2 separate regions of the Homo sapiens genome follow, and region 1 is linked to region 2. A link is an interaction called in ENCODE POLR2A ChIA-PET data of the cell type or tissue named here. Cell type or tissue: OCI-LY7. All regions are shown on one strand. Each heading gives the region's core, and the rest is flanking DNA. Links, peaks and the distances in the headings are about the cores only. Region 1 overlaps SLC35D4 (solute carrier family 35 member D4). Region 2 overlaps RMC1 (regulator of MON1-CCZ1).

Evidence for each region. ChIA-PET counts read pairs that join two places held together with the same protein. Peaks named below come from ENCODE experiments on the same cell type or tissue, not always from the same donor. Only the 100,000 strongest peaks of a DNase experiment are listed, where the experiment ranks them.
Region 1: POLR2A ChIA-PET joins it to region 2 with 6 read pairs; 3 of 35 experiments call an interaction of 5 or more read pairs at or near these places.

Annotation. Positions count from the first base shown.
Region 1 is chr18:23,419,766-23,427,710 of GRCh38, forward strand. It overlaps SLC35D4 (solute carrier family 35 member D4), which reads right to left. Exons shown (of 15, transcript NM_032933.6): 3 at 1,602-1,679. Among named protein-coding and RNA genes, the nearest start is that of SLC35D4, 14 kb to the right of the region's middle. RefSeq lists an enhancer at 3,297-3,436. In OCI-LY7, for the core only: a CTCF peak has its summit at 3,615 (motif pointing right); DNase peaks (open chromatin) are centred at 3,206 and 3,526; H3K4me3 peaks cover 1,813 bases; H3K27ac peaks cover 2,462 bases.
Region 2 is chr18:23,507,811-23,515,755 of GRCh38, forward strand. It overlaps RMC1 (regulator of MON1-CCZ1), which reads left to right. Exons shown (of 20, transcript NM_013326.5): 4 at 175-231; 5 at 1,383-1,469. It also overlaps a transcript of NPC1 not described here. Among named protein-coding and RNA genes, the nearest start is that of RMC1, 8.3 kb to the left of the region's middle. In OCI-LY7, for the core only: no CTCF peak of the experiment used is centred there; no DNase peak of the experiment used is centred there.

The DNA.
Region 1 (7,945 bases), core at 2,057-4,556, 90 kb before region 2:
GTTAATATCTCCAGATTTTGATAATTTTACTGCAGTCCTCTAAGAAAATGTCCTTGCTCTTAGGAAATACACCCTAAAGAATTCAGAAGTAAAGAAAAGAGACATTTCCTGTCAAATCTACAACTTACTTTCAAAAAGTTCAGGGAAAAAAAGTTTATATATTTATATACGTATGTATGCATATACATATATACATATATACATGTACAGTACATCAAGACAAAATGATAGGGAAAGCATGGTAAAATAAGGGAATCGCCGGGCACAGTGGTTCATGCCTGTAATCCCAGCACTTTGGGAGGCCAAGGTGGATGGATCACCTGAGGTCGGGAGTTCAAGACCAGCCTGACCAACACGGAGAAACCCCGTCTCTACTAAAAATACAAAATTAGCCAGGCGTGGTGGCGCATGCCTGTAATCCCAGCTACTCAAGAGGCTGAGGCAGGAGAATTGCTTGAACCCAGGAGGCAGAAGTTGCAGTGACCTGAGATTGCGCCATTGCACTCCAGCCTGGGCAACAAGAGCGAAACTCCATCTCAAAATAATAATAATAATAATGAAATCTGAGTAATGGGTAGGGGAGTTCATTGTATTATTCTAACTTTTCTATAGGTAGGAATTTTTTTTGAGGCAGGGTCTCTGCTGTGTCTCAGGCTAGAGTGCTGTGGTGCAATCACAGCAAACTGCAGCCTTGACCTCCCAGGCTGAGGTGATCCTCCCACCTCAGTCTCCCAAGTAGCAGGAAACACAGGCATGCACCACACCTGGCTAATATTTTTCTTATTATTTTTGTAGAGGTGGGGTCTCCCTATGTTGTCCAGGCTGGTCTCAAACTCTTGGGTTCAAGTGATCTTCCTGCCTTGGTTTCCCAAAGTGCTGGGATTACAGGCATGAGCCACCATGCCCAGCCAGAAATAATTTAAAATAAGAAATTTACTAAAAAAAAATTTTAAGCTAATATAATTTCATTCATCATATCCTATGATCTAAAACAAAGCAAAATTAATTTGACATTATAAAATATATATCTCAATTAACTTTTTTCCCCACACTACATCAATGTATCAGTTAATACTATATTAGTGGCATTATTACCCAGGAAAATACTATTTGAATTTTATCTGAAAATAAAATCACTAAACCTCACGGTTAGAAGGGAACTAAGAGATCAAACAAATCAAACAAACCTCTGTTTTGGCTGGGCATGGTGGCTCACGCCTGTAATCCTAGCATTTTGGGAGGTCAAGGCAGGTGGATCACTTGAGGTCAGGAGTTCGAGACCAGCCTGGCCAACATGGTGAAACCCCGTCTCTACTAAAAATACAAAAATTAGCCGGGCATGGTGGTGTACGCCTGTAATCCCAGCTACTTAGGAGGCTGAGGCATGAGAATTGCTTGAACCTGGGAAGCAGAGGTTGCAGCGAGCCAAGATCATGCCACTGCACCCTAGCCTGGGAGACAGTGAGACTCTGTCTCAAAAATAAATAAATAAGTAAATAAATAAACCTCTGTGCTTCCAGTGTAACACCATATGAAATTATATAATATCAAAAGCAAGCAGAGTGTGAATCATGCATGAGTCCAGCATAGAGAGGTTATACCTTGAACTGCTGTTGATCTCTACCCAGCCCAGTTTCCAGGACACATGAAGCAAAAGTCCACCAATGAGCGTCTGCCACCTGGAAAGGACAAGGGGCAATGTGAATTTCATAGAGTGCTACAGTCTCCAACACCATCCAGCCCCAGCAGATCTGCTGACTGACACAAAGAGACAAGTTCAACTCTATTTACTACTCTTTTCTCCTACTCTCTCCCAATTATCCCATTTCTCAGACCTTTCCTTCTCAATCTCTACTATTTCCTTGAGTCCAGCTGTCCAGCAAGTACTGACATTGACATTCTTCTCCTCTTTTTTTTTTTTTTTTTTTTGAGACGGAGTTTCGCTCCGTCGCCCAGGCTGGAGTGCAATGTTGCAATCTCGGCTCACTGCAACCTCCGCATCCCAGGTTCAAGCGATTCTCCTGCCTCTGCCTCCTGAGTAGCTGGGATTACAGGTGCGTGCCACCATGCCTGGCTAATTTTTTTGTATTTTTAGTAGAGACAGGGTTTTACCCTGTTAGCCAGGGTGGTCTCAATCTCCTGACCTCATGATCCTCCTGCCTTGGCCTCCCAAAGTGCTGGCATTATAGGCTTGAGCCACCATGCCTGGCCTCTTCTCCTCTTATTCTAGACTTTTCCTGAACAGCCTCACTCATAGCCACTGCTTCTCCCACTGCCTCTACATTGATGATTCCCAAATCCCCGTTCTCACTTGGATACTGCCACAATATCTCCCACAATATCTCCCACAAGCTCTCAATGATTATTATTATTGTTTTTATTCATAGATTTGGGGGTATATATGCTGGTTTGTTACATGGATATAGTGAGTAATGGTGAGGTTTGGGCTTCCAGTGTCCATCAACTGAATAGTATACCTTGTGCCCAATAGATACCGTTTCAACCCTCAGCCCCCTCCCATCCTCCCTACCAAGCTCCCAGTGATAACATGCCTAAATCATTACCCCGAACCTCTCCCTCAAATCATCCTCCCTATCCCCAATCAGCCAAACCAGAAACTTAGGTGGCATTCCACCTCACCTCTTTGGCCTTCACCTCCCTCGTCTAAGCACAATATCCTATTGATTTTATTTATCCCCATAACAGCATTCAAATCTGAAGTCTTCCCCACCAACCCTCCTGCCTCTGTCTCAATTCAGGCTCTCATCATCTCATGCCTGGCTCACAGCATTAGTCCCTTAACTGGTCCCCCTCTCTCCAAGGTTGCCCCCCATCCATTCTTTACTTTGCAGTCAAAGCGTTTGTCCTAAAATGCAAATTTAATTGAGCTACTCGCTTGTTTTAAAAACAGATGATTCTTCCTGCTGCCACAGGCAGCAACCCTCAGCCTCTTTTCTGTCAACAACACATTCGGGGTCATGAAGCTCACCTGAGACACACAGCCCCCAGCATGCACAGTGCAGGGGCAGCACAGGTCACAAACACCCCTCCCCCCCCCAATGCAGAAAGCACATCAGAATGCCAAATGAGTGAGAGGGACAGCTGCTTGCTCTAATTGCTTTTTCATTTTACTTGAGTCATTCATAAATGTCAAAACCCTGTTTTTCATGATAAATGACTTGAGACACCACACCTCAGAAGTGACTATGACCACAACCCACCCATGTGTTGCGACACTACAGTTGAGAACTCTGGCCTAAAGGACAAGTCACTTGGGTGTGACACATAAAGTCCTTCGGGACTTGCACCCGCCCCTCTCCACGGTCAGCTCCTGTCTGTCTGCTATGTGCAGCCACATTCCAGCCACAGCAGATGGCCCACAGCCTTGGGAACATGCCAGGCCATGTCATACTTCTAGGAGTCTGGTTGTGCCATCCTCTTGCCCCATAATGTTCTTCCCATCTCTTTGTCTGTAGTGAACACCTGCTCAGCCTATAACACCCAGTTTGCACATATCCTGTGTGAAGTTTCACTGACCCAGCCAAGCAGAACACACCAAATGTGGGTCCTGCCTTCAAACAGTTTGGTCCAGTACAGTGATTCTCAACCAGGCAATCTTCCCCTCCAGGGGGCATTTGGCAGTGTCTAGAGAAATGTTTGGTTGTTACAACCGGGGGAGAGGAGCGGAAGGTATGCCACTGGAATCTAGCCAGTAGAAGCCAGGGATGCTGCTGAACATCCTACAATGTGCAGGGCAGTCCCCGCTGCAAAGAATTATCCAACTCAATATGTCAGTGGCTGGAATGTCATTCCAAGGTTGAGAAACCCCGGTCTAGTGAAAGTAAGGTAATTAATCAATAATTACAAGAAACTGTGTGAAGCCCTAAAAGGAAGTGTACCAGGTACTATAAGCCACTCTACTGAGGGCAACTAACCTAGTCTAGTGAGTGGGTAAGACTTCCTAGAGAAAATAAATTTGAGCAAAAACCCAAAGTGTGTTCAAAGCAGAAGACCCAGAAGGGACAAAGGCCCAGAAGTGAGAACAACAATGGCTTGATTCAAAGCTTCTTGGAGAAGTTCATTTGGTCTGGACCCCAGCACCGGAGCACTGGAGAGGGGGCAGCAAGGGCTGACCCTAGAGAGAAGGGGCTGATCCTGAAGGACCACGTCAATCATAAGGAGCTGGGACTTCAAACTGGGGACTCACTGAAGGGTTCCAGGCATGGGAGTGACACGTCGCATTTACATTTGGGGAAGCTCCCTCTCTTTACAAGGGAGGGAATGTTACTGAGAGAAGCAAGACTAGGGGTAAAGAAGTAAGTTAGGAGTTTTTATAGTAATTGGAGAGATGACAATGGCCCAGAAAGGGGCAAGATGGATGAAGAAAGTGGACAGATGCTGAAGATGTCTAGGAGGCCCTGGTGGCTAACTGGATGTTGAAGATGAAGGAGACAAAGGAAACAAGAATCACTCCCAGGTTCTGAGTTGTGCAGTTAAATGGAGGGTAACCATTCACTGCAGGTGAATTTAAGCAACAGATGGAATTTAAAAAGCAAGCTCCATGAGGGCAGGGATCTGTTTCCTTCACTGATGTACCCCAGGCATCTGCAGAATACGTTACTCTGCCCTACCAGACACCAAGCATTGTTCTAGGCACTTGGAATACTCCAGTGACAAAATGGGTAAGTCAAAATTCCTGCCTTTGTAGATCTTACATTCTATGGGGGAGGTGCATTCAGTCTGTCTCATCCAACCAAGGACAGGGAAAAGAATGGCAATCCAAGCGTAGAGATTACCCTTTCCTATGCACATTCGCTAAGTCCCTCTACCTTTAGAGATGTGGAAAGACAACCAGAACCAAAAAAACGCTTGCTACTCTGTAAGAGAGAAACCAGTATCCCAGCTTTATTGACTAAAATACCCGTAATCACAGAAGACACTTTAAAACTTTTGCTATGAGGCTGGGCACAGTGGCTCACACCTGTAATCCTGGGAGGATCGCTTGAGGCCAGGAGTTCAAAGCTGCAGAGAGCTATGGAGTACATGCCACTGTACTCCAGCCTGGGTGACAGAGAGGGAGCCTGCCTCTACAAAAACAAACAAACACGTTTGCTATGAAATATTAGGGAGGAGCTTGACAAAGTATTTTAAAGTTCACCTGAAATAACAAAGTGGTGATAATATAATAAACATTTTTTTAAAAGAAGAATGAGGGATGGCTTGCTCTACTACATATTTAAATGGTTTAATAATTAAAACAATTCAGCACTAGTCCCTTAACATCAAAATTGACAAATACTTACCCAAAAAGAGACCCTAGAAAAATGACTTTATTATTTTTTATCTTTTATTTTTGGGACAGTCTCGCACTGTTGCCCAGATTGGAGTGCAGTGGCATGATCTCAGTTCATTGCAACCTCCACTTCCTGGGTTCAAGCAATTTGCGTGTTTCAGCCTCCCAAGTAGTAGGGACTACAGGTGCTCACCATCACACCTGGCTAATTTTTGTATTTTTAGTAGAGACAGGGTTTCATGATGTTGGCCAAGCTGGTCTCAAACTCCTGGCCTCAAGAGATCCTCCCACCTTGGCCTCCCAAAGTGCTGAGATTACAGGTGTGAGCCACTGTGCCCAGCCAAAAAAATGACTTTATACAGATGCTCTTCAACTTAGAATGGGGTTATATCCCAACAAATTGATCATACATTGAAAATGTCATAACTGAAAGAGCATTGAATACACATAACCTACTGAACACCAGAGCTTGGCCTCGCCTACCACAAACATGTTCAGAACATTTATATTAGTGTGGCTGGCTGAGAGCTGCAGCTCACCACTTGCTGCTACTGCCCAGCATCAGGAGAGAGTATTGTAGGGCATATCTGCCTGGGAAAGAGCAAAACTCAAAAGCTGAAGTATGGTTTCTACTGAAAGCATATTGCTTTCACACCATTGTACAGTCAAACAATTGTAAGTCCAACCGTCGTTAAGTTGGGACAGTCTGTATATGATATTAACAATCATATACAGATTATTATACCTTTGGACATAAGGCCAAAGGAAGGATTATACAATAAATGAGGCTAGTATAAATTAGTTAACTACTGGGGAAGGGACAATTTCCTTACATTGCACCATACACTAAATTAAACTGACAACAATTAAAGCTTGAATAAAGCTTTAAGGAAATACAGGTGAATATCTAAATGATGATTATGCCTTTGGGCATAAGGCAAAAGGAAGGATTATAGAATAAATGAGGCCAGTATAAATTAGTTAACTACTGGGGAAGGGACAATTTCCTCACATTGCACCATACACTAAATTAAACTGACAAGGATTAAAACTTGAATAAAGCTTTAATGAAATATAGGTGAATATCTAAATGGTTTTATGATGGAGAAGAAAAAAACATAAAAGCAATGGAAGCAATCATGAAAGAAACAATCAATATATTTGACCACATAAAAAATATTTAAATAATCAAAATAATTATAAACAAATTAAAAGGCAAAGAACAAATTGCAAAAATTATTTCCAAAAACATGATGGACAACAGGTTGAGCTCCTTAAAATATAAAGAATTTATTAAATTCCTATACACCAATAACAGACAAAAAGAGAGCCAAATCATGAGTGAATTCCCATTCACAATTGCTTCAAAGAGAATAAAATACCTAGGAATCCAACTTACAAGGGATGTGAAGGACCTCTCCAAGGAGAACTACAAACCACTGCTCAACAAAATAGAAGAGAACACAAACAAATGGAAGAATATTCCACGCTCATGGATAGGAAGAATCAATGTCGTGAAAATGGCCATACAGCCCAAGGTAATTTATAGATTCAATGCCATCCCCATCAAGCTACCAATGACTTTCTTCACAGAATTGGAAAAAACTACTTTAAAGTTCATATGGAACCAAAAAAGATCCCACATTGCCAAGACAATCCTAAGCAAAAAGAACAAAGCTGGAGGCATCATGCTACCTGACTTCAAACTATACTACAAGGCTACAGTAACCAAAACAGCATGGTACTTGTACAAAAACAGATATATAGACCAATGGAACAGAACAGAGCCCCCAGAAATAATACCACACATCTACAACCATTTGATCTTTGACAAACCTGACAAAAACAAGAAATGGGGAAAGGATTCCCTATTTAATAAATGGTGCTGGGAAAACTGGCTAGCCATATGTAGAAAACTGAAACTGGATCCCTTCCTTACAACTTATACAAAAATTAATTCAAGATGGATTAAAGACTTAAATGTTAGACCTAAAACCACAGAAACCCTAGAAGAAAACCTAGGCAATACCATTCAGGACATAGGCATGGGCAAGGACTTCATGACTAAAACACCACAAGCAATGGCAGCAAAAGCCAAAATTGACAAATGGGATCTGATTAAACTAAAGAGCTTCTGCACAGCAAAAGAACCTACCATCAGAGTGAACAGGCAACCCACAGAATGGGAGAAAATTTTTACAATCTACCCATCTGACAAACGGCTAATATCCAGAATCTACAAAGAACTCCAACAAATTTACAAGAAAATATCAAACAACCCCATCAAAAAGTGGGCAAAGGATATGAACAGACACTTCTCAAAAGAAGACATTTATGCAGCCAACAGACACATGAAAAAATGCTCATCATCACTGGCCATCAGAGAAATGCAAATCAAAACCACAATGAGATACCATCTCACACCAGTTAGAATGGCGATCATTAAAAAGTCAGGAAACAACAGGTGCTGGAGAGGATGTGGAGAAATAGGAACACTTTTACACTGTTGGTGGGACTGTAAACTAGTTCAACCATTGTGGAAGACAGTGTGGCGACTCCTCAAGGATCCAGAACTAGAAATACCATTTGACCCAGCAATCCCATTACTGGGTATATACCCAAAGGATTATAAATCACGCTGCTATAAAGACA
Region 2 (7,945 bases), core at 3,642-6,141:
GACAGATGATCCGAATTGGTCTTTTTATCTTTCCTGTGTTTTGGTTGTCTTCAGTTATTTTCTGGTCACTTTTTAAGTTAATATTTATTTTTCTTGTCTTGTAGTATGCCAACGTAGGTTGGCAGTATGCTGCCTAATCCAAATTTGTGTGTGTCTGTGTGTTTTTCCTTTCAGGATTTTTGTAATTTTATCCCTGATAATTCCCAGCTGGAATACACACAGGAGTGCAAGGTATGACCCCAGGCCCTTTCTCAGCTGCTGGTGTCAGTGGTGTTGAGCTGGGTTATGTAGTGGAGAGCGGGGCATTGGGGTCGCAGGGAGCACAGACTTGAAGTCAGACTGTCCCTCATGTTGATTCCCAAACTGGAGTCAGGCGGGGTGTTTGCTTTGTGACACTGAACAGTTTTCTAAGTTTGAAAGCTTGTTCCTTTGGAGGGGGAGGGTTCAATGGATGATGCGTGGTGAACACCCAGTAGTGCTAGCCCTTGGGGCTGTCGTCTGTCTTGCCCTTTTTCTCCTCACTGGGCTGACAGCACATCTGGGTCTGGGCCCTGGGATGCCTCACAGCCACCTGGAGTGGAGGTTTCTGGTGAGGAGTTTCTTTTTCTGTTTCCTGAAGTTTCCTTTCCTCAATTTGTTGTCTTTGTCTTGTCCTTACTCTTTCTTTCTTCTCCTAGGTGTTGATTCTAATCCACATTAATGAGATTTGCTGGGTGTAGTAAACTAGGCTAGAGGGAGCTGAGCTAAAATTGGCAGTGTGGCACCTTGGGCGCTGACAGAAGCTGCTAGTGGTTGGGGTAGGGCTTTCTGCATTTTTGTGACTGTTTTGCTCAATGGAGTTCAGGGCGGACTCTTTGGTGAGGAGAGGTGCATCCCCACCACTGTCCTGCCTGCCCTGCAGTGGCCCCGTGTGAAGAGACCCTCAGCCCGGCCCTTCTCAAACCTGTCTGCCCTCAAGCGAGTCGGGTGTGTGTCTCAGGGTCCTCAACCCATTTTAGTCAACACTCACTAAAGACCCTTAGGCCTTTGTACATTTTTAATAACCATTTTTATAACGTGGGTGACTAAGAATGTTGGCAGTATGGTGATTCCTGCAGGTAGAAGCTGCTGTCTGTGAGCTCTGGTCAGTTACTTTTCTACAAAACACAGACTTCTCCTGTTCTGTTTAGTAGAAGGAATTAGGATTCAGGTTCTTGAATGAAGAGTTATGGGCAAAAATCAGGGAACATTGTATTTAAAAGAAAATTTGTTTTGTTAATTAGTAAACATTCCGGGGAACGTTCATTAAAGAATGACAAACTGCAGAGTTTGTGAAGCTTTTGAAGAGAGTTATATGTGTTTTTTCTTATTAATTAAAAATATTTTTAAAAAATTTTTCTTAGACTAAGAATGCCAACATTCTAGGATTCTGCTGGACTAGTTCAACTGAAATTGTCTTCATAACAGATCAAGGAATCGAATTTTACCAGGTATTATGTTTATCATTTATGTTTGTTGGTTAAAGTTCAGTGATAGCATTCTGGCAGCCTTTTGAATTCAGTACTGAATATATATATATATATTTTAAACATTTTCTAGAGATGGAGTCTTGCTCTGTTGCCCAGGCTGCAGTGCAGTGGCACCATCATGGCTCACTGTAATCTCAAACTCCTGGGCTCAAGCAATCCTCCTGCCTCAGTCTCCTGAGTAGGTGGGACTACAGGCATGTACCACCATGCCTGGCTAATTTTTCTTTTTATTATTTTATTTTATTTTATTTTATTTTTGAGACGGAGTTTCGCTCTTGTTGCCCAGGCTGGTGGAGTGCAATGGCGCGATCTCGGCTCACCGCAACCTCCGCCTCCCAGGTTCAAGCGATTCTCCTGTCTCAGCCTCGTGAGTAGATGGGATTACAGGCATGCATCACCATGCCCGGGTAATTTTGTATTTTTAGTAGAGACGGGATTTCTCCATGTTGAGACTGGTCTCGAACTCCCGACCTCAGGTGATCCACCCGCCTCGGCCTCCCAAAGTGCTGGGATTACAGGCGTGAGCCACTGCGCCCGGCCCTGGCTAATTTTTAAACTTTTTTGTAGAGACGAAGTCTTGCTATGTTGCCCAGGCTGGTGTCAAACTCCTAACCTCAACTCCTGCCTTGGCCACTCAGCTTTAGTCTCTTGCTGGGGATTTTATTCTTTTTTTTTTTTTTTATAATTGCAAGTAATAAATTAAAAAAAAAAAAAAGAAAAGAAAAAGGGCTTGGTGGCCCATGCCTGTAATTCCAGCTCTTTGGAAGGCCAAGGTGGGTGGATGGCTTGAGTCCAGGAGTCTGAGACCAGCCAGGCCAACATGATGAAATCCCATCTCTATAAAAAATACAAAATGTTAGTCAGGCATGGTGGTGTGCGCCTGTAGTCCCAGCTACTTGGGAGGCTGAAGTGGGAGGATTGCTTGAGCCTGGGAGGCAGGAGGTTGCAGTGAGCCAAGATCACAGCACTGCACTCCAGCCTGGATGACAGTGAGACCCCATCTCAAAAAAAAAAACAAAAACACAACAACATTAAAAAGTGGGCAAAGGCCAGGTACAGTGGCTCACACCTGTAATCCCAGCACTTTGGGAGACCGAGGTGGGCAGATCACCTGAGGTCAGGAGTTCGAGACCAGCATGGCCAACATGACGAAACCCTGTCTCTATTAAAAATACAAAAATTAGCCAGGTTGGTGGCAGGCACCTGTAATCCCAGCTACTAGGGAGGCTGAGGCCAGGGAATTGCTTGAACCTGGAAGGCGGAGCTTGTAGTGAGCTGAGATGGTGCCACTGCACTCCAGCCTGGGCAACAGAGCGAGACTCCGTCTCAAAAAAAAAAAAGTGGGCAAAGGACATGAGCAGACACTTTTTAAAAGAAGACACACATGCGACCAACAAACATAAAAGAGCTCAACATCACTGATCATTAGAGAAATGCAAATCAAAACCACAATGAGAAACTATCTCACACTAGTCAGCATAGCCATTATAAAAAAGTCAAAGAATAACAGATACTGGCAAGGTTGTGGAGAAAAGGGAACCCTTATGCACTATTGCTGGGAGTGTAAATTAGTTCAACCTTTGTGGAAAACAGTATGGCGATTCCTCAGAGAGCTAAAAGCAGAACTACTGTTTGACCTAGCAGCCCCATTACTGGGTGTAATATGCAGAGGAATATAAATTATTCTACCATAAAGGCACATGCACGTGAATGTTCATTGCAGCACTGTTCACAATGGCAAAGACATGGAATCATCCTAAATGCCCATCAGTGACAGATTGGATAAAGAAAATGTGGTACATATATACCATGGAATACTATGCAGCCATAAAAATGAACAAGATCATGTCTTTTGTGGGAACATGGATGGAGCTGGAGGCCATCATCCTTAGCAAACTAACACAGGAACAGAAAACCAAATACCACATGATCTCACTTCTAAGTGGGAGCTAAATGTAAGTTATGAATGCAAAGAAGGAAACAACAGACACGGGGGGCTACTTGAGCAGGGGAGGGTGGGAGGAGGGAGAGGAGCAGAAAAGATAACTATTGGGTACTGGACTTAATACCTGGGTGATGAAATAATCTGTACCACAAACCCCGTGACATGAGTTTACGTATGTAACAAACCTTCACATCTATCCCTGAACCTAAAAGTTAAAACAAAAAACATTCAAACATTGCAAGATATGTAATATGGAAAGCAAATGTTCCCTATAATCCCGATAAATAATTATTATGAACAGTTTGGTGCATATTCCTCTATTTTTAAAAATAAATACAAACTTCTTTTTAACAAAAAGGGGAATGTTGTATATAAACTTTTGCAGCTAGCTTTTTTTTTTTTTGTCCAAAGTGTATCTTGGACATCTTTCTATATTTTATTCTGACTGGGTAGTATTCCACTGTATGGATGGACTGCAGTTTAAAAATTTTCTTGTTATTGGACATTGGCTGGTTTTCCATTTTTTTGTGATTACAAATAACCCTTCAGTAACATGCTTGTACACACTTCTTTATATTAGAGGGAGAGTTGCAGTATAGGTACGAACATCTGAAAAGCTGAACCAGTATCGCCAAATTTCTTCTAGACATGTGTATTTTCACTAGCAATATAGGAACTTCTGCTTTTCATACCTTTAGGAGGACTGGATATTATCAGTCTATAGACATTTGCCAACCTGAGAGGTAGAAAGACTTTTTTTTTTTTTTTTTTTTCTGAGACAGAGTCTCACTCCGTCGCCCAGGCTGGAGTGCAATGGTGCGATCTCGGCTCACGGCAACCTCCACCTCCTGGGTTCAAGCAATTCTCCTGCCTCAGCCTCCCAAGTAGCTGGGTCTACAGGCGCCCAGCACCACGCCTGGCTAATTTTTGTATTTTTAGAAGAGGTGGGGTTTCACCATGTTGGCCAGGCTGGTCTTGAACCCCTGGCCTCAAATAATCCACCTATCTCGGCCCCCTAAAGTGCTGGGATTACAGGCGTGAGCCACCATGCCTGGCCGAAAGACATTTTAATTTGCATTTTACATTACTAGGGAAGTAAGCATCTTTTCATTTGTATATTGTCCATTTGTATTTTGTTAACTTCCTCTTAAAATTTTTTTATTTTGTAATAATTATTTTGAGACAGGATCTCTGTCACCCAGGCTGGAGTACAGTGGCACAATCACGGCTCACTGCAGCCTCGACCTCCTAGCCTCACGTAGTCCTCCCACCTCAGCTTCCTGAGTAGCTGGAACTACAGGTGTGTGCCAGCACGCCCAACTTAATTTTTTTTTCCTTTTTTTTTTTTTGTAGAGATGAGGTCTTGCTGTGTTGCCTAGACTGGTCTTGAACTCCTAGGTTCAAGCCATTCTTCTGCCTTGGCCTCCCAGAGTGCTGGGATTTATGGGCATGAGCCACTGTGTGTGGTCAAAAATATTTTTTTTACTGTGGTAAAAAAACATACAACATTTATTATCTTAACTGTTTTTAAGTGTTCAGTTCAGTAGTGTTAAGTATATTCATTCACATTGTTATGAAATAGCTCCAGAACTTTTTTCATCTTGTGAAACCAAAACTATCCAGTAAACAACTCCCCTTATCCCTTCCCTGCAGCCCCAGCAATCTCTATTTTACTTTCTGTTTCTATGAATTTGACTCCTTTTTTTTTAAGATGGAGTCTTGCTCTGTTGCCCAGGCTGGAGTGCAGTGGCGTGATCTCAGCTCACTGCAACCTCTGTCTCCTGGGTTCAGGCGATTCTCCTGTCTCAGCTTCCTGAATAGCTGGGATTACAGGTGTGCGCCACCACGCCTGGCTAATTTTTGTATTTTTGGTAGAGATGGGATTTCACCATGTTGGCCAAGCTGGTCTTGAACTCCTGACTTCAGGTGATCCACTCACCTCAGCCTCCCAAAGTGCTGGGATTACAGGCGTGAGCCACTGTGTCCGGCCGAATTTGATTACCTTTTATACTTCATATAAGTGAAATTATACAGTATTTGTCCCTTTGTGACTGGCTTATTTCATCTACCATAATTTCCTACAGGTTCCCCCATGCCATAGCATGTGATAGGGTTTCCTTTTTAAGACTGATAATACCGCACTGAGCGTATACACCACATTTTGCTTATCCATTCATCTGTTGAGGGACATTTGGGTTGCTTCTGCCTCTTGGCCATTGTGAATAGTGCTGCTGTCAATACAGGTATGCAGATACCGCTTCAAGATCCCGTTTTCAGTTCTTTTAGATTTATACCCAGAGTGAGATTGCTGGAGCAGATGGTAGTTCTGTTTCTGAATATTTTAGGGAACCGCTATACTGTTTTCCATAGCAGTTACACCATTTTGCAATCCCTCCAAGTGTACAAGGGTCCCAGTTTCTCCATATCCTCACCAACACTTGCTGTTTTGTTTTGTTTTGTTTTTGATACTAGCCATCTTAATTGTGGTTTTGATTTGCGCTCTTTGTTGATTAGTGATGTTGAGCACTTTTGTGTGTGTGTTTTGGCCACTTTGTGTATCATCTTTGGAGAAATGACTAATTCGGGTCATTGTGCCTATTTTTAAAATCAAATTACTATTATTTGTTGAATTGTAGTTCTTTATATATTCTGATATTAACACCTTCTTAGAGATACAATTTGCAAGTATTTTCTCCGAATCCGGAGGTTGCCTTTCCACTCTGTGGATTGTGTCCTTTGATGTACCTGCCTGTTTCTTTTCATCTGTTCCAGCTTCCTGACCTATTAAGCATGCTTCTGAGATCTCTAAGGGGAACTAATTTAGAGGGTGTTAAGAGTTCTTTCAGGTTTTAATTTTGTTGACCTAATGAAAGTCATATAATTTAGAATGTATGGTTAGAGAAAATACACCTGTGTGTTAATGCCATGGTGCTTTGCTGTAAGGCCATCATCGAAATCTTAGTAATGACTGGCTGGGCACGGTGGCTCATGCCTGTAATCCTAGCACTTTGGGAGGCCGAGGTGGGCGATCATCTGAGGTCAGGAGTTCGAGACCAGCCTGGCCGCCATGGCGAAACCCCGTCTCTATTAAACTCCATCTTTACTAAGTGCCGTCTCTACTGTCTCAAAATAAAAATACAAAAATTAGCTGGGTGTGGTGGTGGGCGCCTATAATCCCAGTTACTTGGGAGGCTGAGGCAGAAGAATCCCTTGAACGTGGGAGGTGGAGGTTGCGGTGAGCCGAGATTGTGCCACTGCACTCCAGCCTGGGCAACAAGAGTGAAACTCCGTCTCAAAAAAAAAAAAAATTTGTAATGACCAATAGGAGAACTTTAAACAAACTTTAGACAAATTCCATACACACAGAAATAGAATTTTGTACATGTGATTGCATGGGAAGGATGGCTTGCTTTCTGGGGGAGTTCCCTATGGTAATCATTTAAAAGTCTGTCTTTCTGTTCTCTGCAGTGGGAAAGTATACCTTAAGGTTACCTAGATGGCTTCAGATCTTCAAGAAAAAAGTTAAAAAGAAAGAAGACTCTAGCACATCCTAATTATTATAGTTCTTAAGAAGCTTACGGCTCCTGCCCCTGACTTGCGCAGCAGTTCTTCAGTGCAGTGTACCATGAGCATTAATGTCTTGGGGGCTCTGTACAGTGTTCTGTAATATCGGAATATTTAGGGTACATTGAAAATGTGCCTGGATTATAAAGTACTGCATTTGTATGGAGTCTTATGAACACATCTGCTAGAAGAAGGGAGCTCCTCCCAGGCCCAGTGTAGACTGGAGTCGAGGTGGAGGCCAAGCAGAAGGCAGATCTGCCATGGTCTGGGAGGTGGCCGAGTTAACACATGGGGTCCTGGAGGTGTCAGTTTCTTTTGGCCGTTTCCTGGATGAGGAGAAATTTGTTGTAAATTGCTCTTAGGTGTATCCATGTGCTCCACATGCCCAGGCATGTGGAGGCACAGATAAGGATTTTGGAGGGAAACAGCCTACCCAGGCTATAATTGCTTTGTTAAGGGGCAGGTTCCCTAATCCACTCTTGGAGCCTTGTTTCTCATCTGGCTAATAGGGCCAGTGATGCCTGCCTCTCAGTCGTGGCAAAGAGTAAATGAGTTAGGAGGCTCTGTAAAGCACCAAGCATAGGGCTGGTTAAGTAGTAGCTGTAATAAGTACAAGTGAGAATGTTCATTTCACTTAGTGGGTTTCTTCTGCTTTTTATTCTCAGAGCGCACTGTAAGGATCTTCTGACAGTTTGCTGTTATTGATTTATTTATTAATTGAGACTGAATCTCGCTCTGTCACTCACGCTGGAGTGTGATGGTGCAATCTTGACTCACTGCAACCTCTGCCTCCTGGGTTCATTCAAGCAATTCTTGTGCCTCAGCCTTCTGAGTAGCTGGAATTACAGGCATGTGCCACCACGCCTGGCTAATTTTTGTATTTTTAGTAGAGATGGGGTTTTACCATTTTGTCCAGGCTGGTCTCGAA